Regions from separate parts of the Homo sapiens genome. Here region 2 is linked to region 1. Evidence: read pairs that join two places in POLR2A ChIA-PET (ENCODE). Cell type or tissue: GM12878. All regions are shown on one strand. Links, peaks and the distances in the headings refer to the core of each region. The heading gives the core; the rest is flanking DNA. Region 1 overlaps FNDC3B (fibronectin type III domain containing 3B). Region 2 has its middle 24 kb from the start of TNFSF10.

Evidence for each region. ChIA-PET counts read pairs that join two places held together with the same protein. Peaks named below come from ENCODE experiments on the same cell type or tissue, not always from the same donor. Only the 100,000 strongest peaks of a DNase experiment are listed, where the experiment ranks them.
Region 2: POLR2A ChIA-PET joins it to region 1 with 5 read pairs; 2 of 35 experiments call an interaction of 5 or more read pairs at or near these places.

Annotation. Positions count from the first base shown.
Region 1 is chr3:172,137,883-172,150,647 of GRCh38, reverse strand. All of the region lies in intron 3 of FNDC3B (fibronectin type III domain containing 3B), which reads right to left. Among named protein-coding and RNA genes, the nearest start is that of FNDC3B, 100 kb to the right of the region's middle. RefSeq lists enhancers at 8,072-8,121, 9,310-10,133. In GM12878, for the core only: no CTCF peak of the experiment used is centred there; DNase peaks (open chromatin) are centred at 4,043 and 5,197; H3K27ac peaks cover 2,500 bases.
Region 2 is chr3:172,540,630-172,553,394 of GRCh38, reverse strand. No RefSeq gene overlaps it. Among named protein-coding and RNA genes, the nearest start is that of TNFSF10, 24 kb to the right of the region's middle. RefSeq lists a silencer at 11,802-12,096. In GM12878, for the core only: no CTCF peak of the experiment used is centred there; no DNase peak of the experiment used is centred there.

The sequences.
Region 1 (12,765 bases), core at 3,750-6,249:
TCGGTGGTGTTATCTCTTTTGTAGAGACATTTAAAAAAAAAGAATGATGCATTTAAAAACCAATGGCATAGATTTGACAAAATGACACCAAATAATCCTAAAAAACCAACTGGAAAAGGACAACTATGTGTAATGCCCCATAGATGAGAGACAAGCAGAAAGGCCATCCCATCTAGCTCAGCAGATAAGAGGTGTACGCATGGGGGATGGGGAGTCAAGACACACACACATCCTTTAGCTGAGGCAGTACACCTAAAATGAAAAGGTACCACTTCTCTGTTTTAGAGTTTTTTCATTCACAAATAATTCAAAACCTTAAATATTAGACATAAAAGTTAAATCTACAATTTTTTTTGAAGTGCAACGTAAACTAAATACTTATGACAATACTATCTTTAAAAATATTCTGGGACCCAATAATTGTATCTAAATCTCTGAAGGTGAGGCCCAAGCATCAGTATTTTTTAAAAATCTCTAGCTATTCAAACATGCAGCCAAGTTTAACAACCAGTGAGAGAAAGCACCCGACATGGCTGGGCGTGGTGGCTCACACCTGTAATCCCAGCACTTTTGGAGGCCAAGGTGGGTGGATCACAAGGTCAGGAGTTCGAGACCAGCCTGGCCAATATGGTGAAACCCTGTCTCTACTAAAAATACAAAAATTAGCTGGGCACGGTGACGGGCACCTGAAGTCCCAGCTACTCGAGAGGCTGAGGCTCGAGAATCGCTTGAACCTGGGAAGCGGAGGTTGCAGTGAGCTGAGATCATGCCACTGTACTCCAGCCTGGGTGACAGAGCAAGACTCTGTCTCAAAAAAAAAAAAAAAAAAAAAAAAAAAAAACACCCAACATACAAAAGGTATACACAAGCTTTTTTAAAGTAGCAATTATTAAAACAAGAGAAATCACACTGGATTAATTTTCTTTCCTGTTGTTACTAGTCAAGAGTAACATATGCTTATAAAATTTTAGAGAAATTTATGTAGGACCTAAAGTAAGGTCTCAATGATAATTTAAAATCTCACTTTCAAGTAGAAAATCCTAGATAATTAAGCTCTTGAAATCTGCCCACACTTGAACCTATTTAAGTAAAGCTTTAAGTATTTTCATAAAAATTAGGGACATATAAACTGCAGAGAACGCCACAGGAATTAAAGAAAGAAAAGAGAAAAGGGGTGGTAAAAATAATTTTAGAAATTATCTGTTCTAATCCTCTTATTTTAAGGTGAGAAAACTGAACCCCTGATCAATGGAACCAGACTAAATGGTAAGGAATTGAAACCTGTATCTGGGGACCCTCTTCCTCTTCTCAGAGCCAGAAGGTTTCAAACCGTTAGGTGTCTTCATTTAAAGTGGAAGAGAAAATTTAAGAATCTAGTTAATTGATTTTTTACTGTATAAATTCAAGTCCAATGACTTTTCAAGTGAATTTCATAAAAACAAACAAAAACAGCTGCACATAACAAAGGGTCTGTGGAAGGTGCAGAGTTAGTAAGATTTGTATCAGTGAAGGGAAACAGGCTTGAAACAAATTTAAAGAGGCCAGACTGGTAAGGCTATTTCACCCTTCCTGTTGAGCCATTTCCTATGTCTCCTAAATACATTATCCAGAGCTACTTTTCAGCACTTTGTCTCAAATTCTAAAGAATCTCATTTTCTTCAAAGTCTGCTCTATGGTTAATTACTTGCCTTCTAACTACTCTGTCTATAGCCAAGAATAGGTAGAATGCACCTGTTGTTCTTGAGTTACATCTGAGATGGAGCCTGGCATTCTATTCGCTTCTGAGGAATGTTAATTGCTGATACCAGCATGACAGGTGCAATGAGGAGTAGAAAAATGATCAATGAACTCAACCACTGAACAGGAGCAGAACTCAGACACTATGAGAAAACTCCTCAGTGCTGTAACTGTAATTACTAATAATACTCAGTCTGGCAATCAATAATTTGACGCTTGAAATAGATTTTTTTAAACAGGGCCCGAAGTTCTAAATTGCTACAATAGTCTCTGTCCACGTGAGAAAAAAAAGAAATGTGTAATTCCATTTTCCATGTTACTATGGAGCCAATTCACTCACCTCAACTGTCTCTCATGGCTTCTCTCTTCTGTAGGCAATGTTCCTCAGTTCCAGATCATTACTGGTGTGGAGTCCTATCTATTTTGAATTCTGAGTCACTTCCTTTCTCACCAGTTTCATGCTTTAAAATTTTCCCATTTTTGTATAGTACTTTACAAAATGAAGCCAACTTCCATATTGGCCCACTATTTTTTTTACCCTCCACATTGGCTGCTTCTTTTACCGTGGCCCAGTTGACTGGGAAAAAGGGATGTACTTATTGCTTGAATAAGTACATCCCTTATTTAGATGTTTAGAATATTTTTCATATTTTTTATAAGTTTCCTAACTTGATGATCTCCAAATACTACATAATATTATTCATTAGACTTTAAAATAACCTAACGATATCTCTGGCAATCATATTTATTCTTATTATGGGGAAACTGAGGCACAGTGAAGAAAAACAAGTTCCTAATAAAATTAGGAACTTAATAAAATTAGCAACTGAATTAGGAGATGGAAACTGAAAGACTACAAACAAATCCTTTGAAAATTAGAGTCCCGGGTTCAAACCTCAATTCATTAAAACTGTAGAAAAGGGAGGAAAAATTTTTCAAAAAGAAAAAAATTCTATCTTTGAGCTTATAAATAATAATCTTTTAAGTCAATTTTTCTTATTTTTCTGCATCTAGATGGAATTTTTTTCCCTTTTGTCCATTGGGTGACCAGACTTAATTCTGAGAGCCTTCTTTTTAATTTAAGGGTACAACTTCTGTAAATACCCTTCTCTTACAAATGTCACCAACCCCGACGATCTCCACCTCCATGAGTCTCAGAACTCCTGAACCAAGAACATCAGTAACACCCTGAACATCTCAGAAATACAAATTTTCTGGCCCCACCCACCCCAGACCTGAATCAGAAACCCTGGGGGTAGAACCAGCAACTGTGTTTTAACAGGCCCTCCAGGTGATTCTGGTTTATGCTACATTTTGAGAACCGAGACTACCTGTTGATAATCTTTAGGGTCTGACATAGATGTCATATACTGAATTCATATACTATAGGGACCACCCACCCAAGTCAAGCAACAAAATGATTCCTAGGGACCTACACCATTCGAGCTAGATTAGGAAGGGAACAAAGAGGGAAGCAAAAGTCCCAGTCCAATCATTTCATAAAGGCATGCGAAAACAGGGCTCACAGCAGCTTATCAGCTTCTGAAAAGTGGCAAGTTGTAAGATGGTTATTTTCTCACCTCACTTTTTTTTTTTTTTTGTTTGGAGACAGGGTCTCACTCTGTCGCCAGGCTCGAGTACAATGTTGCAATCTCAGCTCACTGCAACCTCCATCTCCTGGGTTTAGGCAATTCTCCTGCCACAAGCCTCCCGAGTAGCTGGGATTACAGGCATGCACCACCACACCTGGCTAATTTTTGTATTTTCAGTAGAGACAGGGTTTTGCTATGTTGGCCTGGCTGGTCTCAAACTCCTGACCTCAAATGATTCCCCTGCCTTGGCCTCCCACGGTGCTGATTACAGGCGTGAGGCACCACGCCTGGCCTTCTCATCTCACTTTTTAAAGTCTGTCCACTCTGCATAATCATACCTGTTCCAATCAACTTTGAATTTCATTAAACATAGGTGAACTTTGAATTTCGTTAAACATACGTGAACTATTGTGTTTACATCTAAGTAAGTATAAAGTAAATCTGTACTCTGCCGAAAGCAGTAACTCATATTTCTGTCTGATGGTTCTTGTTTATTACTTAGAAGCTTATAACCAAAGCTAAAAAGCAATTTTAATAGGTTCAGTAAAGCCAACTACCACATAGATTTTACTTAATATGTATAAGAATACAAGATAAAAGATCTTTAGACACTTTACAAAACTGCCAAACTTGCTAAAGAAGATGAACCTGATAAACAGCCACAGGTACACAGCCTGTACACTGAAATGTACGTGGGAAAGCACAGTGCAAGAATTTCTTGAGCTGTCCTGAGGGTTACGTTAACCAGAGCTTCTCAACCTCACTACATATTCAAATGGCCCGGGAGCTTTTCAAAACCACTCATGCCCAGTCCCCAACCCTTACAATCTGACAATTCCCCTACAATCTGACAATTCCCCTGGGCTCAGACAATGTGACACTTCCCTACAACTAGCCTACATATCAACTTTTAAACTTTTTTTTTAAGTTCCCAGGTAATTCTGATGTGCAAAAGGATATAAGCCACTGTTAATACACACAGTTTTAAAATTCTGAGATGTTAGACATGTCCTTTTCCTTGGGCATATGATTCAAGAACTATGTCACTCAACAGGTGAGCGCTTGACTCACAGAATAAGAACTGTCGTGACTATTAACTAAGAATAAATTAACCAATTTAATCCTAGATCTTGATTTCTAACTCATGGGATGATAGTGCCATGCTTTTTTTTATATATTTTATTAATGTTTTTAAAAAACTATTTCCGCCAGGCACGGTGGCTCACGCCTGTAATCCCAGCACTCTGGGAGGCCGAGGCGGGCAAATCACCTGAGGATGGGAGCTCAAGATCAGCCTGACCAACATGGAGAAACCTCCTCTCTGCTAAAAGTACAAAACTAACGGGGCGTGGTGGCGCATGCCTGTAATCCCAGCTACTCAGGAGGCTGAGGCAGGAGAATCGCTTAAACCCGGGTGGCGGAGGTTGCAGTGAGCCGAGATCACACCATTGCACTCCAGCCTGGGCAACAAGAGTGAAACTCCATCTCAAAAAAAAAAAAAAAAAAAGAAAGAAACCTATTTCAAGTTTACACTCAAAGACAATTTATACTATCTGCAAAGATTACTCTTCCTCAACAGAACACAAGCTCAGTTCTAGCATTGCCTAAGTACAGATGCTCTTTAACCTGTGACCGAGTTACGTCCCAATGAAACAATCGTAAAGTTGAAAAATCTTAAACCATTATAAATCTGGACCATTTATACTTGCTTTATTCACAAGGTACCACAGTGCAGCAGGCAAAAACTGACATTGCTGGATCTAGCATAAGACATTCTGAAATGATGTTCAAAATCCAACCAAGGAGAACTGTTGAAGACTCAGCACTTCAAGAACAAACAGTTTGACATTTACATGAGATAAGTGTATGCGTATACCCACTTTAATGAGAACTGCAAAACGAAACAGGAAACACAATTCATCTGGTCATTTCTCTAACACAGAATAACATTTTCACTAGAAGACAGAGCAAGAAAAGGACTTATATTTTGATTTAAGTTTCCACTCTTTTTTTTACTCCCAAAGACTTCTCCCTTGATGCTACACCTCCCTCCTCTTCTTATCAATTTGGAACAGAAATAATAATCTGCTAATACATACCCGGGAGCTTTTTAAATAAAGTGAAGATGTGGACACTCCTATAGCTAGAAAGATAACAAAACAGGTGTTTAAAACTGGCTCCACAATGCAATATATAAAGCATCCAAAAAGGTATTATATTTAAATTATGGAATGCTTCGACCTTAATTCAGGCACAAAAAGACTTGAATACTTAGGGGGGAAATAATCTTTTCTCTTCAAATAGAAAAAAAAAAAAGTGGTAGGGGGAGGAGGGTCTATCCAACCACACAAGAAATGTGAAGCTAATTCAAAGAACTCAAAAGCAGGAATCATAAAGGAAACCCCCATTCTGTGGGCAATTCTGAGGCCAGTTTTCTCCGTATTTAGATTGGATCCAAAAAAGAAGTAGTAAAGCATATTCCCCATTAACTCAGCAGTCTTGCCTCACAAATAGTGTGCAAATTACCTTCCAAGACACTGAAAACCCTCTTCAGAGAGGAAATACCCAAGTTGAGGAAAAGGAAAAAAATACCCACTTAAAAAAAAAAAAAGTTTGCCTTTTAAACCCATATTTGTTACTCTTAATGTGTGTCCAATTAAGAGACAGAGAATACAAAATGTTTAGTGCTCTCAATTATGTTACAAGACAAATATTTTTCTAAGACACTGTAGTTCATCTACCTTAGGGAAACATTCATCCAGTGTGTTCTCACTGGTCACAAGTCATGACTATCTCCTAAATGTCTGTAATATCTGCTTCTCCTTCCACATCCCACCACGAATGCACTCCTTCAGGCTCGACGCCTGCCTGCCCTCTTCAATCACACCGCTGGTAGAGAAAAACCATTATGCCACCTTCATTTAACTCAGTAAATGATATGATTTGGATCTCTGTCCCCTCCAAATCTCACACTGAGATGTGACTCCCAACGTTGGAGGTGGGGCCTGCTGGGAGGTGACTGGATTGTGAGGATGGGTCCCTCAGGAATGGCCTAGCACCATCCCCATGGTGATGAGTGAGTTCTCATTCAGTGCACAGGAGATCTGGTTGTTTAAGAGTCTGGGACCTCTCCCTTCTCTCTCTTACTCCTCCTCTCGCCATGTGACACGCTGGCTCCCCTTCGTCTTCTGTCATAATTGTAAGTTCTTTGAGGCCCTCACGAGAAGCAGATCCCAGCACCAAGCTTCCTATATATCCTGCAGAACCATGACCCAATTAAACCTCTTTTCCTTATAAGCTACACAGTCTCAAGTATTTCTTTACATCAATGCAAACACTGACAAGCACGAATGAGCCTCATTTACTATTTATTTATTTATTTATTTATTTATTTATTTATTTATTTATTTTGAGATGGAGGCTCACTCTGTCACCAGACTGGAGTGCAGTGGCACGATCTCGGCTCACTGCAACCTTCACCTCCCAGGTTCAAGCGATTCTCCTCCCTCAGCCTCCAGAGTAGCTGGGACTACAGGTGTGTGCCACCACGCCCAGCTAATTTTTGTATTTTTAGTTGAGACAAGGTTTCACCATGTTGGCCAGGATGGTCTCAATCTCTTGACCTCATGATCCGCCCGCCTCGGCCTCCCAAAGTGCTGGGATTATAGGCATGAGCCACCGCCCCAACCCTCATTTACTAAAGCATAATTTGTTCCTGGGTCTGACACAGAGTTTACCGAGAATTTATTACTATACATAAACGCTATAATTTCCAACAGCAAGAAAACATAAAATATTAATAAAATTAACGAGTAACCTAAAATATTTGTTAATAACACAAAAATAAATACAAAGTTTGGGAAAAAGTTGATGTATCTTTAAGGATTAAATAGCCTAACATTTTCTAAGGTATTCCCATCCTATTCTCCCCCAAAATAAAGTTATTAAAAGCATGAATATAATGATTCCCTCATGCATTTTTACAGGTAAGAGAAGCTAATCCATATATTGGACTTTTTCAGAATTACTGTTTTTGGAAACACACTCATGCCTGTATTCATTATCTTAAATTGAGGAACTAAGAGTGAAAATAACTAAATTTAACTACCTTTTCAGAACAACAAAAATAAATAACTTCTCTAAATTACCTAAGAGAATTTTTCCATCATTTTATCTTCAGCAGTACTATCACTGTCTGAATGTTTGTGTCCCCTACCCCAGCGCAAATTCATACATTGAAATTCTAACCCCAAAGGTGATGGTATTAGAAGGGGTGGTACTAGAAGGGGTGACTGGATCATGAGGGACACTAATCCCCATTCATGAGGGATTAGTGTCCTTATAAAGGAGGCCCAAGAAGACCCCTAGGCCTTTCAGCCACGTGAGGACACAGAGAGAAACTGCCATCTATGAACCAGAAAGCAGGCCTTCCTCAAACACCAAAGAAGCTAGTATCTTGATCTTGGATTTCCCAGCCTCCAGAACTGTAGGAAATAGATTTCCGTTGTTAATAAGCCACCCGGTCTCTGGTATTTTTGTTATAGCAGCCCAGACAGACTAAGACAAGTATCAGGAAATGACTTTCCTTCAGTCTGAATGCCTCCTGCATGCAGGATAGGCTCTGGGATACAAAGATGACTAAGCTTTGACCCTTGCCCTTGAAGAACTTAATCCAGTCTTCCTTAAAGACACTTGTAACATGAACTTTTCTATTTCAGGTTGGAAGTGCAAGAACAAGAGTAAAAAATACAGAAAGAATAAAGCAGGAACTGAAAGACTACAAGCTGTGAAATAGCCTGTGGCCAACCACTGAGGTAATGCGACACTGCTCGCTTTTCTGAATTATCTGACATGCAAAGATCTGTGACATTTAAAGAACTCTAAGCAGTGGTACCTTCAGAGATGACATTTTAATCATTGTTTAACAAGCCTAAAGGGCAGAAGGGTTGAGGAGTTAAACTGCGATTGCATAACTTTTAAACATGTTATTTTGAAGTGTTAGAATTTAAACGTGAAGACATCTAAAAAATCCTAATAACTCCAGTTCGCATAGGCTTTCTGAAATGCTTTAAAAATGATTAGCTAACAAAAAATGAAGGGGGGGTCAATGCCCACCCATAATAAAGAGCGAAAGCTTAGTAATCACTCCTATTTATTGGGCCCCTACTATGACTCAGAAATTGTTCTTAGTGCTCTGTACACAATAACTCATTTAATCACAGCAATCCTTCCAGAGAGAAATTACTATTCCAGCTCTACAGATAAGGAAACTGAGGTGTAGAGAAGTTAAGGAACTAATTTTACAATATACATCTAATGTGCAGGGGATTTTTGAGCCAGGCAATCTCACTCCAAAATCTATAATGATCTTCCCAATATATAGCCCTGACTGCTTCTTGGTACTGCCTAAGAAACAGAATGCACTAAATAAAAATTTTAACAAGTATGGAAACAAGTTTTTTTTTTTTGAGACGCAGTCTCACTCTGTCTCCCAGGCTGGAGTGCAATGGCACGATCTCAGCTCACTGCAACCTCCATCTCCCAGGTTCAAGTGATCCTCCTGTCTCAAGCCTCCTGAGTAGCTGGGATTACAGGTGCCAACCACCAAGCCCAGCTAATTTTTGTATTTTGGTATTTAGGGGGAAATAGAGATGGGGTTTCACCATGTTGGCCAGGCTGGACTTAAACTCCTGACCTCAGGTGATCTGCCCCACCTTGGCCTCCCAAAGTGTCGGGATTACAGGCGTGAGCCACTATGCCCAGCCAGAAGTATGGAATTCAATGAAAATGTAAAAGGAGGCACATTAGAAAAACTGCTTTGTTGGATAAAATAAGAGGATACAGCCTTCTCTGAATATAGCTGCTCAGGCGTGGTGCAAGAGTGAACGGCTGTTATTCAAAAGAAAACCAACAACTAAAAATCTACAACAAAATTTACTTTAAATTCATGGAACACTGGACCCATTGTTTTAGCTATAACCCCATATCTGAACAGTATACACATTCTTATAAACCTTCATCTAAAATGTTTGAACTGGTGCCATCACCAGCAACCCTATGAAAGCAAGTCTATCATAAATAAGCAATGAAAGGGAGACTAGAATTTCAACTGATTTCTACAAGTAGGAAAATGAAGTCATTGCCCACAATCATGCCATCTATTTAGGGGGGGGAAAAATCAGTAAAGCTGTGTATACAACTAGATAATGATGATAAGAATAATGACACTTACAATGGATTATCCTCACAATCCTATCAGATAGGTACTATCATTGTTCCCATTTTAAGAGAGGAAATTGGGGCTAACAGGTTAAGCATTAGCTACGAAATGACCAGGGATTCACACTACAGAGCTGTACTCTGAGAACTCAACACCAATTCATCTTAAGTCTGATGACACAACATTGGGTGACAGTTTTATCTAAGGGTTTAACATTCCGTTCTTATGTAAATATAAGAATAAACATAAAAATCAAGATAACTGAGACAGGAAGAAGGAGAAAGGCAGGAAGCAGCATATACCCTGAGTACCTCCCTTGAGAGGGACTTAAAACCTCCTAGGAAAGCAACATAGTTTGGTATTGACGTAACCCAGCCTCATGACATTACACAATCCCAGCAAGATGACAGTTGCACGTACAATCACAGCCTTTGCTCTCATTCCTTCCATAACCTGGACTTTCTGCTCTGGGCCCGTCAGTATTTTCCGGCCCTGGTGGAAACCACCTGCTGGTAAACTTCCAGTTACTCAGCAGCAAGCTGCTGTCTGTAAAAGGGTTTCTCAGGTCAGCGTATGGAATGTCTACTTGTAACAAATAGCTGTGCATCAGTCCATGTTGAGAGGAATTGCTAACTGTCATGTGCAAAATAGAGCCCCCAAACATTTCAGAGATCAAGAGTACTCCACAAAGCTGAAAGTAATTTTTCTTCAATCTTTCTCCAAATTTCATGTAAATCCAATCATGGAAAATGGAAAAATCGTCTAATGAAGCAAATATATATACACACACGTAAATATATATTTGTAGTACAGACACACACAGGTAAAAGACTGATTGGTCTTGAAGCTAACATTTAAGTATCATAAGGTAAGCTGGAGAGTTGGTAGAGTAATTCAGATTTTCCTAGAAATTCAGACTATCTTGGCTTAGAGCCTCCTGGGAGGATTAACTCTCACCATATACAGCTTTGGATCAATCAGAAAGAAAGATGGCCATGACACTAGGGCTAGCCTTGGCAAATGACTTGCTATTTTCAATTCTAGAAGATTTTCCAAGTGAGGCCTAAGTGTTCACAATAACATTTCAGCTTGTTAGCAATCCCTCACAAATCCACCAAATACTAAAGAAATGGGTTTCGGACAGGCACACTGGCTCATGCCTGTAATCCCAGCAATTTGGGAGGCCAAGGTGGGAAGATCACTTGAGCTCAGGAGGTCAAGGCTGCAACGAGCTATGATCTGATCGTGCCACTACACTTCAGCCTGGGTGACAGAGCAAGTCTGTCTCAGAGCCAGGTCTTTGTTTTTGAGACAGGATACCCTGTCTCAAAAAACAAAAAAAAAAAGAAATGGTTTTCAAGGCAGTTTCTTATGTAGAAAACAAGCTCCTAAAATCCTAATCTTGTAATAGGAAGAAACATTTCCATTTATAATACAGACATTTTACAAATAGTCAAATAACAATTCATCCAATATAATAAAAGTTGGCAAAGATTCAGAATTTAATGCATTCATGTTACAATAATTTTACTTTCAAATCACCCAAATATTTTTAATCAAAAAACTGGTTGCAAATTTCAGCCAAGACAGAGATTCACTACAATCTTTGAAAGCAAGCTTCATTTGCAACAGGTCCTCTTCCTGGGTTTTAAGCTAGTAAAACAGGAATTTCTCATTTATATGCAAAGTATGTATTAAAGGGAGAGACCATATGCATGCTTTGCTTTTGAAGTTTTAGTCTACCTCAGTTTGCAAAACCAAGCTATGACACCATTCTTGTCATTTCACACTAAACAAAGCAAGAGACAACCCAAATTCCCTAGGACCTGTCATAAAATTCTTAGAAAGAATGACAGGTCAGTGTTTTAGTGTGCCAAACAAGTCTAATAAATGCACTTAAAGTATCATATAAGGAAAAAAAAGCAACGTTAAGGTCCCAAAAGTATCACATAAGGAAAAACAAGTAACATTAAGGTCCCTGTGACATTCTGGATGCTGACTCATACATGGAGGGGCGGGGGATGGGAGACAAATGAGGAAATTCAGAAATGGTGAACAGCTCTCAATGGTGTCATTCACAGAGCCACTGGGCAGAGCATGATGTTCATCAACGATACAGTTCCCACACTCACTGAGGCAGGGGGAGAATTAGACACAGAGCTGAAGAAGTCTTATGGAGAACAAGCAAGAGCGGAAAAAGTTTCACATTCGAATAGCTTCAAAGCTACAGCCATCTCATAGTAGTGCCCTCTTAGAATTCCCCTCTGCACGCATTCTGTTGTCATTTAGTCATTTTGAGGTCTCTATTCACTTAACACAAGTCAGCAGATTAACTGCTATGGTAAAAGATTCCTAAATTATTTTGGACAAAAACTATTAGCAATTAAGTATCTTTAAATATTACTGTTTACTAACATAATGGTGCTTCCTAAGAATTTTACTTTAATCAGTATTTTTTATCACCATCACACTCACCTATTTTCTTTAGCCTCACAATTTATATCTAATAGTCTTAAATAAAAAATTACAGTATTAATAATGTAGGGTCATTGTAAAAGTTCTTTAGAATTTAAACATATTTCTCTAAAGGAAACTCATTAACTTCAATTATCAATGGAATCTAGTATTTCAAAGTTCTTCTATTGAGATTTAGAGACTGCTATAAGCACGTAACTAAACCTCTTTAAACTGCCATCAGAAGAGTAAAATTTAAAAGAAAAATCATCATGCTTGAATGTAATACCAGAGCCACTCAGGAATCCAGTCAGTAATTATTCTCAAGCTGTGTGGCTGGGGAGCAGGGTGAAGATACACTGTTTCCTGTCACAACTGAATTCACATCTAATTCGAGAGCTAAGGAAAGGTTTACGCATATAACCAGACTGTGTAGTGCTACCTCTACCTGCTCCTCCAGAATTCAGGGAAAAGTCAGGCAGTGGTCTGAGAGAGCTCTTGGAAGAAAGAGGCCTAAAGTCTTAAAGGAAGCATGATGTTTGTTTTGGCTGGAGGATTTTACAGGGAGCAGATAAAGAGATGGCATGTGTAGACAGGAAGGAAGGCTGCATTGCCAGCACCTCAGCCCAGACACAGATATGAAAATAATGGGAGAGACCCAAGTGTGCCCTCTATTAATTCCTGAACTGAAGCAAAGGCAAAATTCATACTGATTGCTAAGATTCTTTTTTCCTAACAATTAGCTCTTTATACACTTTGATC
Region 2 (12,765 bases), core at 4,948-7,447, 400 kb before region 1:
TTTGGACGTTTGTCTCCTTCAAATCTCATGCTGAAACATAACCCTAGTGCTGGAGGTGGGGCCTGGAGGGAGGGATGGAATCATGGGGGTGGATCCCTCATGAATGGCTTAGCACCTTCCCCTTAGCGATGAGTGAGTTCTTGCTCTGAGTTCAGGTGAGATCTGGTTGTTTAAAAGAACGTGGCACATCCCCCTTCTCTCTCTTGCTCCTGCTCTCGCCCTGTGATTTGCTGGTGTCCTCTTCACCTTCCGCCATGATTGTAAGCTTCCTGAGGCCCTCACTAGAGGTGGATTCTGGCACTCTGTTTCATGAGCAGAGTGCAGAACCATGAGCCAATTAAACCTCTTTTCTTTATAAATTACCCAGCTTCAGGTATTTCTTTGTAGCAATGCAAGAACTGACTAACAAATACAAGAACTGAGCCCTTGTCACAGGAATGGCCTAGCAGGACATCATCATTACTGCTGTCACCATGCTTACCTACTGCCAGCCAACTCTGTTCTCACTGTTGCTGTACTGAAGAACTCTTCCAGCTCTGAGCAAGGAGATCTTGCTTCTGTGGTTGCAGCTACAGTGACTGATAGCTGACTGAGTCTATCTTAAGAGTCCAGAACTGGTAGGGGCATCTGCTCAGCCACTCTAGCTGTTAGGGGCAGAGGCAATGTAATATCCATCTTTCTTGGCTTCTGTAGCAGGAGTTAAGACTGACCTCTCACTAATGTTGGAAATCCCCTCAATTAAGAAGGGTGTTTGGATGGTGGGCAACCAAAATGTCAAATATTCATTATGAACAGTGTTGATGATGAAACAAAGACCATAGCTTTACTTTTGTAAAATAATATTGTCTGATTTAACACAATTTTAAAAACACAGGCCAAGGTGTGGTGTCTGGATCATCAGAGTATTAGAAAGATACTGGAGAGAGAACATCCTCCCGATGGGCAGAGCTCCAGTACTGCACGTGATCATGAACTTTGTGTGAAAACAAAGGTGGTGTGAATTAAGGATATGCACTGACTGCCTGGGAATATCAAGTGGCTTAGCTGGTTACAGGGAACCTGGAAGAAGCAAGATTGTAAAGTCAAGATTAAAGAGGTCCAGAGAAGACGCATGTGGATGGATCCGAGGGAGGATGAGGATTTTTCTGTCATGTGTTAATACCTCCCCACCCCCAGAGAGCACCCCTCACAGAAGGGGCACTAAATAAGCATGTGGATAGGAGGGCTCAGCCTGCAAATGTCCACCAGCAGTGGCCTCAGCCACCCCAGTGCTTGTGCAATGGGCTCAGAATGGAGTAGCCATGGTGACAGAGAGGGAGGCTATGCATGTGCTCAGTTGCATGGGCTCTCTTTTGTCAAAGCCCACTGCTGCTGAATGTCCAGCCTGTCAGCACAGAGATGAATGCTGAGCCCTTGGCATGGCACCATTCCTCAAACAGGCCCACCAGCCACTTGGTCACAATTTGATTAGATCAGATCCCTTCAACTTTAGAAAGGGCAATGTTTCTTCCTGACTGGGTAATGATTTGCCTTTCTTGCCTATAGTATCTCAGTCAGCCCACCACCCAAAGGCTCATCTACCAAACTGGGATCACATATAATATTGCCTCAGACCAAGGGACCCTTGCTATGGCCCAGGAGATGAATTGGTGGAAACATGGCAGTGAGATCCACCAACCCTATCACATACTGCACCATCCGCAAGATGCTGACCACTACCAGAGTGAAAGTGAAGTTGCAGCTGTGGCACCAGCTTGGAGGTAACACCACATGATGATGGGCACTAGACTTCAAGGTGCAGTACTGCCTCAAACCAATGGCCAGTGTATGATGCTGAACTCAATAGGTAGAGTACAGAGTCCGGGAAACAACAGGCAGAGGTAGGAGAAGCCCCACTTAACATCACTTTCAATGACCCTTTGGGGCATTTATACTTCCTATCCCTGCAACTTTAGTCTCTGTGGATCTGAATATTCTGGTTCCCAAAAGGTTGTCAATTATACTGTGCACACAGTAAAACATCATTATATTTAAAGCTAGAGCTGTCCCCTGGTGATTTTAGGTTGCTTGTGCCAATACACCAACAGGCACAAAAAAGAGTCAGCATACTATTAGGACTAACTGCATCTGATGATCATGAGAAGGTAGATCTGATACTATGTAATGGGGTAGAGAGGAAAATATTAGGCTCTCAGGTGATCCACTGGGGCATCTATTAGCACTCCCATACTCAGTTTTAGCTGTAGATGGGCAAACACAGCAACCACAGCCTGTTTAGGTCATGGTAACCAGCGGCTCAGACCACTTCACAGATGAAGGCCTGGGTGACTGAACTAGGCAAGTTAAGTAGACCAGTATAAATACACATAGTAATCTAAAACAAGTGGAAGAAGAGGAGGAAAATGAAGAGGTGGGGGAGGAGGAGGAGGATTGAGCATCAGTTCCCACCCCAGGACCAACTTCAGCGGCAGGGACTATAATTCATCCCGCCAAATCTTTTCTTATAAACGTCCCCAGAAACTGGGCCTAACAGGAACCCTGAAGAATATATGCCTAGATAGAGAGAACTTAGTGTAAGAAGCAAGTAGATCTGACCAGTACACGAGGAGGATACAGTGGGTGCTACTGATGCCTCACACAGATACCGCCTACTGAGCAGGTCTGAGTCATGACCCAGCTGTTGTGTGGCTGCTCCTTCTCCAGAGAACTGTCTTTGAGCAGCAAGAACTACCTCAAGAATTTATGCCCTCCCTCCACCCCCAACCTTGCCACCCACAGGAGCAGGAATGACTGACTAACCTAGTAGTGCAAGAGCCAGCCCCAGTGTGCAATAAACAATAAGGTGCAATTCATGCTCCAGAGCTGCCCAGGGGATGGGGCTGAAGCTAGGCTCCAGCTGAGGCCTCATCCTTGCTTAGCTTTCTCCCTGCTCCTTAGAGCGACCCCCTCAATAAATCACTTGCACAGGAATCCCCATCTCAGAGTCTGCTTCTAGGGGATCCCAAACAGTCACTATTAAATATTTTATATAAAAATATTTTCATCTTAATTTCAAGGAGTTCGATGTCTCTGGCGGCATTTTAATTGTACTCCTGTAAAAAGATCCTTTTCACCAATTAAAACTGATATATTTGGGCCATTTTTGTGCCGTTTCTAAGGATTCCCAGGGTGCGATTTGTGAAAAGCAAGTGTCTCAAAATAATCTAGGACTCAGAAAAAAAAAAAGTAAAATTGTGTTAAATGGTTTGAGAAATGCTGAATTAAACATCTTATTCTTGAAAATTCACATGCATATTAGCCATTAAAGACTGTGAGGCAGCGCTGCTAGTGGTTAAATGCCTCTGGGAGACCTGTGTTCAAATCCTAGCTCAACCGTAAGCCATTAATTAGGACCATCATTTAACTTTCCTGTTTCTAAGTTTCCGATACATAAAATAGATTAGCACATACCTCACCATCATAATGCGAGAATTAAATGATAGAATGCATAAAAAGCACTTAGCACAGTGCCAGGCACATAATGTATGCCATAAAACGTAACAAGAAGGCCGGGCGCAGTGGCTCACGCCTGTAATCCCAGCACTTTGGGAGGCTGAGGCGAGCGAATCACCTAAGGTCGGGAGTTTGAGACCAGCCTGACCAACATAAAGAAACCCGGTCTCTACTAAAAATACAAACTTAGCCAGGCATGGTGGCACATGCCTGTAATCTCAGCTACTTGGGAGGCTGAGGCAGGAGAATAGCTTGAACCCGGAGGCAGAGGTTGCAGTGAGCTGAGGTTGCGCCATTGCACTCCAGCCTGGGCAACAAGAGCGAAACTCTGTCTCAAAAACAAGAAAAGTAAATAAATAAAAATAAGTGCCTTGGGTTGAGTGAAGAGGCAAAGAACTGCTTAATTTTCTTCACCACAGAATCCTTTTTTTTTTGAAACGGAGTCTGGCTCTGTTGCCCAGGCTGGAATGCAGTGACATGATCTAAGCTCACTGCAACCTCTGCCTCCTGGAGAACCCTTTTTCTTTACACACACACACACACACACACACACACACACAAATACACACAGAAAAACCCAGAGATGCATTTTATAAACTGCTGATTTAGTGAAATTAGACCATGCTTACTCATCATAAATATTATCTGAAGCAGTTGAGCTGTGTAAACATTTAAACAAGATAACTTCGGGCAAATGCCCCTAATGATAATCCAGAGCTCTCTGCATTAAAAAAGAAAGGAAGAAAAAAAGAAGAATCATTAATTTAATTCTAAGAAAATAAGTATGTGCCTTGCTCATATTTTCCAAATCAACATCTACTTTTTACCTTGACTGCATGATGTTCTAGCCAAAATACTCTTGACGTTTGTTTAGTTAATAACAGGTTATGTGTCAAAACTTGAAAATAATTATCCTCCTGTATCTCAGAGAGGATACAGTCTGGGTTACCCCACTTTTTCTGTATTCACTGCACTCCTGAGAGGAATCCTAGTGGGGCACGGAGGGGCAAAGGGTAAGAGGCTCTGCTCTCGAAGGAAGAGTTTGGTTGAGGGGTCAATCTCAGGAAAGCCAGAAGCTGGAGCCAAAAGTGCTCAGGTTAAGGAAATCGTGCTTTGCTCAGTAGGCACAAGAGCCTTCAGACAGAATATTTTTATTGAGTGTAGACAATAAAACATCCAGAAAAATAATGAGGCATTTTCAGAAAAAGAGATTCAAGAGGTATTGTATTAGTTTGCTAGGGCTGCCCTAACAGACTGCCATGACAGACTTCAATAATAAAAATGTATTTTCTCACAGTTCTGAAGGCTAGAAGTCCAAGATCAAGGTGCTGGCAGGGTTGGTTTCTGGTGAGGCCTCTCTTCCTAGCTTGCAGACGGCCGGCTTCTTGCTCTGTCCTCCCATGGCCTATTTTCTGTACATGCCCTTGGTGTCTCTTCCTCTTCTTATAAGAATGCTAGTCATATTGGATTAGGGCCCATCCTTATGACTTTATCTGACCTTAATTACCTCTTTAAAGACCCTATCTCCAAATACAGTCACATTCTGAGATACTGGGGGTTAGGGCTTCAACATATGAATTGAGGAGAAACACAATTTAGTCTATAACAGGTATTAATATAAATCAAGCATATTTTTTGACATACGGGCATACGGTCTATCTCCTGAAAATATTTATTAGCCTTGAAGTCCAGACAGTCTTAAGACAATGCTTTTGCGTGTTGTACCTTTGCATATTTACTTCTATGGCATCCTGAAAGGCAAGTTCTTCCTCTTCCCAATCCTAGGATAATGCTATCTGCATTTGGAATCATCACTTTAAAATCATTTAATCAGCAGGGTGCGGTGGCTCACGTCTGTAATCCCAGCACTTTGGAAGACCGAGGTGGGCGGATCACAAGGTCAGGAGATGGAGATCATCCTGGCTGACATGATGAAACCCTGTCTCTACTAAAAATACAAAAAATTAGCTGGGCATGGTGGCACATGCCTGTAATCCCAGCTACTCGGGAGGCTGAGGCAGGAGAATTCCTTGAACCTAGGAAGCAGAGGTTGCAGTGAGCTGAGATTGCGCCACTGCACTCTAGCCTGGTGACAGACTCTGTCTCTAAATAAATAATAAATAAATAAATAAATACATAAATAAAATCATTTCATCATTTAGGAGAGAGTAGATCTCCTCTCCCACAGAGCCTTCCCTCAAATGCTACATCTATACACTTCTGTATGGGAGAATAGCCAATTCAGAGTCTGGAAACCAGAATTCTAGTCATAGTTTTATCTCTAACTAGTCAAGTGATCCTAGGAAAGTTATATCACCTCTTTAGGGCAAGGCAACATTTGGCCTGTAGCCTTCACCTCTGGAAACAAGTTCCCTTTCATTACTCTTCACTGAGAGTCAAAATGTGCAAGGGCCGGGAGCAGTGGCTCATGCCTGTAATCCCAGCACTTTGGGAGGCCGGGGCAGGCAGACCACCTGAGGTCAGGAGTTCAAGACCAGCCTGGCAAACATGGAGAAACCTCGTCTCTACTAAAAATAGAAAAATTAGCCGGGTGTGATGGCAGGCACCTATAATCCCAGCTACTCAGGAGGCTGAGGCAGGAGAATCACTTGTACCCAGGAAGTGGAGGTTGCAGTGAGCCAAGATCAGGCCACTGCACTCCAACCTGGGCAAGAGAGAGAGACTCCGTCCTAAAAAAAAAAAAAAAAAAAAAAAAAAGTTCCCAAAGATCACTGGTCTCTCATTATTTTCACACAGTTATTTTGTAACCAAATCTAACATTCAGATGTTATACAAAATAGAAAACAGATTACTATGGCAAGAGTCCAGGTTCTACTACCTAAAAAAGAAATAGGAAAATGAAACTTCACAATAGAAACTGATTTCAACAGGAGAAAAATGAAACACAAACTTATATTTCCTCTTTGCAGCTATGTTTTGGGACTTCCTCTTTCACCCATCAAAATATTTCTTTAAAAAAAAAAATCTTTCCTTCCAAGTTTTTTCTTCCTTTGTTACTATGACATGAATAAATCACCTTGTAGATTCTCTGTGTTTTGACTGCCTTCTCATGGTCAGGGACTAGAAAGACCTGTTGTGTGGCCATTTGCTATGGTCTGCCCTACCCTGACCCCTCAGTTCCTACATTGAAGTCCCAACCTCCCAGCTGATGGTAGTAAGAGGTGGGATCTTTTGGAGGGTGACTGGATCATGATGGCCAAGCTCCTGTGAATGGGATTAGTGCCCTTCTAAAATAGGCCCAAGGGAGCTCATTCACCTCTTGTCACCTCTTTTCACCTCTTCCACCATGCAAAGACACAGCAAGAAGATGCTGTCTTTGAACCAGGAAAGCTAGCCCTCACAGACACCAAGTCTGCCTTGATCTTAAACTTTCCAGGCCCTGGAACTGTGAGAAGTAAATTTCTGTGGTTTATAAACCACCCAGTTTAAGATATTTTGTTGTAGAAACCCCAACAGACTAAGTCAGCAATGCAAAAAATATTAGAACTAAAGGGACCTTGCACTAATCTCATATAAGCCCTTCATTTTTAAATATGAAAACAAAACAAAACCGAAGTCCTGGCAATTAGCCTACTAAATCCACAGGTAGCCAGAGGTAGAACTGACTCATTGTTATGTCTCCCCAGCTCAAACGTGTTCTTCCAGATCATAAACATTGGCTTATGCTTCTTTCCATCTCCTTTAAACCCCAGACAACTGCTGGGCACATGTAATACTTTAAAAATATTTCTATATCGGCCAGGCATGATGGCTCATGCCTGTAATCCCAGCACTTTGGGAGGCCGAGGTGGGTGCATTACCTGAGGTCAGGAGTTTGAGACCAGCCTGAGTAATATGGTGAAACACCGTCTCCACTAAAATTACAAAATTAACCAGGCTTGGTGGCATGTGCCTGAGGTCCCAGCTACTTGGGAGGCTGAGGCAGGAGAACTGCCCAGGAGGCAGAGGTTGCAGTGAGCCGATATCACACCATTGCACTCCAGCCTGGGCAAAAAAATCAAAACTCCATCTCAAAATAAATAAATAAATAAATACCAAAAACAAAATACTCATATAGCAACAATGCCATTACCCTAAAATGGTGGTAAAGGCTAAAAGCAAAAAATCCTAAAAAGAGAGAAAAGTATTAATGTAATAACCCTAGAACCACGAAGAATTATTTCCAAGTATTAATATAATTTGGTAAAATAATTGTTAGACCCAATGGAATCATCAAGAAAAGCAACCACGTGATTATACAACATGCTCTGCTATAGAATAGAATAAACCTTTCAGAGCTGGAGAGAACCACAGACTTACGTAGTAACAACTCTTAATTTTGAAGGTAAGAAAGCAAAAGGACAAGAATAGCCAAGATTTTCTTGAAGAAGGTGGCAAGAAGGCTTTTTGTTTTTATTTATTTATTTATTTATTTATTTATTTATTTATTTATTTATTTTTGAGTTGGAGTCTCGCTCTGTTGCCCAGGCTGGAGTGCAGTGGTGCGATCTCAGCTCACTGCAAGCTCCACCTCCTGGGTTCACACCATTCTCCTGCCTCAGCCTCCCAAGTAGCTGGGACTACAGGTGCCCGCCACCACGCCCGGCTAATTTTTTGTATTTTTAGTAGAGACGGGGTTTCACCGTGTTAGCCAGGATGGTCTCGATCTCCTGACCTCGTGATCTGCCCACCTTGGCCTCCCAAAGTGCTGGGATTACAGGCATGAGCCACCGCTCCCAGCTAATACATTTTATTATATTAAAATTAACAATTTCTGCTTATTAAAACAAACCACTAAATGAGTGCAAAGAAAATCCACAAAGCACTCGATTATTTGCAACACACATAAGCAGCAAAGGACAAGTATCTAGACTACCTGAAGAATTTCCACAAATTGGCCAGGCGTGTGCCTATAATCCCAGCTACTCAGGAGGCTGAGGCAGGAGAATTGCTTGAACCTGGGAGGCAGAGGTTCCAGTGAGCTGAGATCACGCCACTGCACTCCAGCCTGGGCAACAGAGCAAGACTCTGTCTCAAAAAAACAAACGACAACAACAAAAAAAGAATTCCCACATTTGGTAACAGCAAAACAATATGATAGAAAAAAGCATTAAAAAAATTTTTTGAACAGTTACTGCCAGGAAGATGGAACCCTAATTAAATAATTACATATCAAGAAACAATTACATATTAAAAATATAATTAGGTTGAATATTATAAGGAAATGCAAATTAAAGCCCCATTATGAGGAAATGCAAATTAAAGCCACAGTGACATCCTCTTATACACTACCAGCTGGCAAAACACTCCTACAATACCAAATGAGTATGCAGTGCCACAAGAACTCTTTTACTGCTGGAAAGATGACAAATTGGTGCTAGCTTGTGGAAACTTTTCCCAGTAAAATGACATGAACAAAATCTACAACCCAGGTAAATGTTTATGTGCATCAGGAGACATATATAAGAATGTTCACGACAATACCGACTATTCAAAAATTGAGAAACTTCCTAAAAGCCCATTAACAGTTGAGTGGATTAATGGTGGAATACTTCTACAATGGAGTATAGAAGAGCAGTGAAAATTATAACAAACTACAGCGTTATACATCAACATGAATGAATTGTATGAATAATAAAATTGAGTGAAAGAAGCAAGTCATAAAAGAATATTTATCATATGATTCTATTTACACAGAATTCAGTTGGTAAAACTATTTTTTAAAAAGCAAGAAATTAAATATCACAATAAAAGTCAAGATAGCAATTCACTCTGGGGGCAATGGGCACACAGGGAGTGTCCAAGTGACTGGACAAAGGTAATAGACCTTGTACTACACCAAGGTCTTGTAATATACCAAGGTTCTAATTACAACCTAGGTGTTAGTTTCATGGCTTTATAATTATCACTTTATTATACATATATATGTTTTATATTATCTTCTATAGGCATGATGTATTTTATAAGTACAAAAATAATTTTGCATTACAAACGTTGGAAACAATCGGATTTTCTGTAGATTTACTTGAAAGAAGGTGAGTATAAAGCACTTTGCAGTTGTTATTATAAGGACAAAAATACTGCTCAACTGTGAATCCAAAACAGTAGAGCTTTCAAATTTTAAAGCTGAGTTTTTAATGTTGCCAATAGCAAAATGCTTTTCCCTTAATGGAGAATTAATGCCTTTCAAGCATCTGAAATATGGTAATACTCATAAATGTGTGGTTTGGAAGAATGTTTAAATTATTTTTTCTAGTTTTGTTTTTCCTCAGGATAGATTCAACCGGTAATTTGTAGTAATGACTTTTGGAGTGTGGTAGGAATGTTAAAAGCTAAGTACCTGGCCTTATTGAAGCCACATTGAACTTCCTGCTGATTTTTTTTCCTTCAGTAATAAACAAAATACTATGGGGGAAAAAAGCAATTTTAAAAGGAACAAAATAAGAAACTCAATATAGTAGAAAGGCATTAAACTTGGAGCCAGAAGTTGCTACTGAATATTCAAACGTTAAAAAAGAAAGAGTCTCTGCAAACATTAAGTCACTCAACTGTTCAGCAGTGGAAAGTGTCTTTGGGGTAGGAATGTTTTCAAGTTCTCTGGATACTATCATTGAATATTTTTGAAGTCTGGGTGATGTGTAAGCACCATTACATTGGGCAGCCATCAAGTAGTCTCTAAGTACCGCATTCTTCACAACGTAGTTTCATGTTATCATCACAACAAATCTCTAAGTCTGCATTATTATCCCTGTTTTACAGAGACAAGAACCTGAGGTTTAGAGAAGTTAAATGCCTTGCCCAGGTTCATGCAGTCAGAAAGGGAGAGAGTGCACCAGAGCTTCTCAACCTTTACTGTGCAGGTGAATCCCCTGAAATCTTATTAAAATACAAATGCTGATCAGAGGCAGTGGCTCATGCCTGTAATCTCAGCACTTTGGGAGGCCGAGGCAGTCAGACCACCTGAGGTCAGGAATTCGAGACCAGCCTGGCCAACATGGTGAAACCCTGTCTGTACTAAAAAATACAAAAATTAGCCTGGCGTGGTGGCACTCAGGTGTAGTCCCGGCTACTCGGGAGGCTGAGGCAGGAGAATCGCTTGAACCCAGGAGGCGGAGATTGCAATGAGCTGAGATCGCACCACTGCACTTCAGCCTGGGTGACAGAGCGAGACTCAGTCTCAAAATAATAATAATAATAATAATAATAAATACATAAATACATAAAACAAAATGCAGATGCTGACCCAGGAGATCTGTGGGCCCTGAGAACCTGCATTTATAACAGGCTCCCAGGTGCAGCAGAGACTGCTGGACCATGGACCCACCTCGAGTATTATGGGTTCTGGGGTCACACTGCTTGAAACTCTCAGGCCACCAATTTGTAGTTTAATGTCATAGGACAATTACATTACTTTTTTTCACCAATAAAAATGAGGGTAATGTGACCTCATGGGGTTGCTGTCACATAAAAAGTTATAATACTCATACAAGGCTTAGAAGAGTGCCTGGCACTTAGTGAGCATTCAAAAGTATTAGTTATTTATAATATGTAGCACACAGGTATGCTTCCAGTGATAATTTGTTTGTTACTAAAAGGAGCTAATAAATTATACCAGAGAGCTGTCAGCACAGTTCTAGCCCAGCAAGGAACTCTGCCTTCTTATATTCTGTAACTCTCACTCCTTATATTCTACTCAGATGTCTTACCTAGTTATTTCACATAATATTATGGAAAAACACTTGATTCCCAGAAGACTCTCTTATCTGGAGAAATAATCTCCCATATCTTTTTTTCAAAATCAGGTTCACTATGTGGAAGGAAACATTTTTCTAGGAAAAGATCCAAGGTTGAGAATCCAGCCAATTATTTAAAACTGTTGATTAAATCTAGACTGACAAATACTGTTGATGTAAACTATTTTGAAGTCAAAATGTTACCTTAAATGAAATAATCAACCAAAGACATTTTGGGGGAAAATTGCAGATTACAAATATTATTAATACCAAGTTCCTCCCCTCTCCAACACCCTGCCACAACACTGCTGTCTGATCACAGAGATTAAAGCTATGGCCTGGTCTTTCTTTGTTCCTTTCCTTTATCCTCTTCCTTTGTCATTTAGCCAAGCTCTAAAATTAAACTCAGTAAGTTTATTTATTTTTATTTTTATTTTTTTGAGACAGAGTCTCGCTCTGTTGCCCAGGCTGAAGTGTAGTGGCGTGATCTTAGCTCACTGCAACCCCTGCCTCCCCGGTTCAAGTGATCCTCCTGCTTCAGCCCTCCAAGTAGCTGGGATTACATGTGTGCACCACCACATCCAGCTAATTTTTGTATTTTTAGTAGAGACAGGATTTCACCATGTTGGCCAGGCTGGTCTGGAATTCGTGACCTCAGGTGATCCGCCCGCCTCTGCCTCGCAAAGTGCTGGAATTAGAGGAGTGAGTCACCACACTTGGCCAAAATTCAACAAGTTTAGAAAGGATCCTGGCCAGGCACAGTGGCTCACACATGTAATCCCAGCACTTTGGAAGGCTGAGGCGGGCGGGTTACTTGAGGTCAGAAGTTCGAGACCAGCCTGGCCTACACGGTGAAACTTGTCTCTACTAAAAATACAAAAACAAGCTGGGTATGGTGGCGTGTGCCTGTAATCCCAGCTACTCGGGAGGCTGAGGCAGGAGAATTGCTTGAACCTGGGAGGCAGAGGTTGCAGTGAGCCGAGATCGTGCCATTGCACTCCAGCCTGGGGGACAAGAGCAAAACTCCATCTCAAAAAAAAAAAAAACAAAAAAAGAAAGGATCTTAACAACACCTCTAACCCTGTCTTTGGTCAATGGAGAGACAAGCTAATTCGTTCAGTTGGAAATATACTTTCTAAACAAATATGTTTCTTTATTGCTGGTTTAGCAAGAATTATTTTTGTTTTATAAAATGTGTAGTTTTATGAAATCCAATTTTTATTAAAATAGAAATTTGTTAAAGCGGACATGATCAATTCTAAGAATAATGTGGATAAAATATAGGCATTTTGTGTCTTTTAAAAATAAATTAAGATTTACATATGTATTAGTGAAAACAAAATATGGTAAAAACTTGGCATGTTTAACTTCTCAATATACAGTTCATATTGAGTATGATTTTCTCCCATTGAATCTGGGAGAAAATTGATTATCCCTGTCTTTCCAGAAAATGCATTCTTCAGTATCAACACAATGTTGATACTGCCAAAAGAAAAAAAAAAATTAACGATACCTAGAGCTATTTCACTGCTAAACCTAA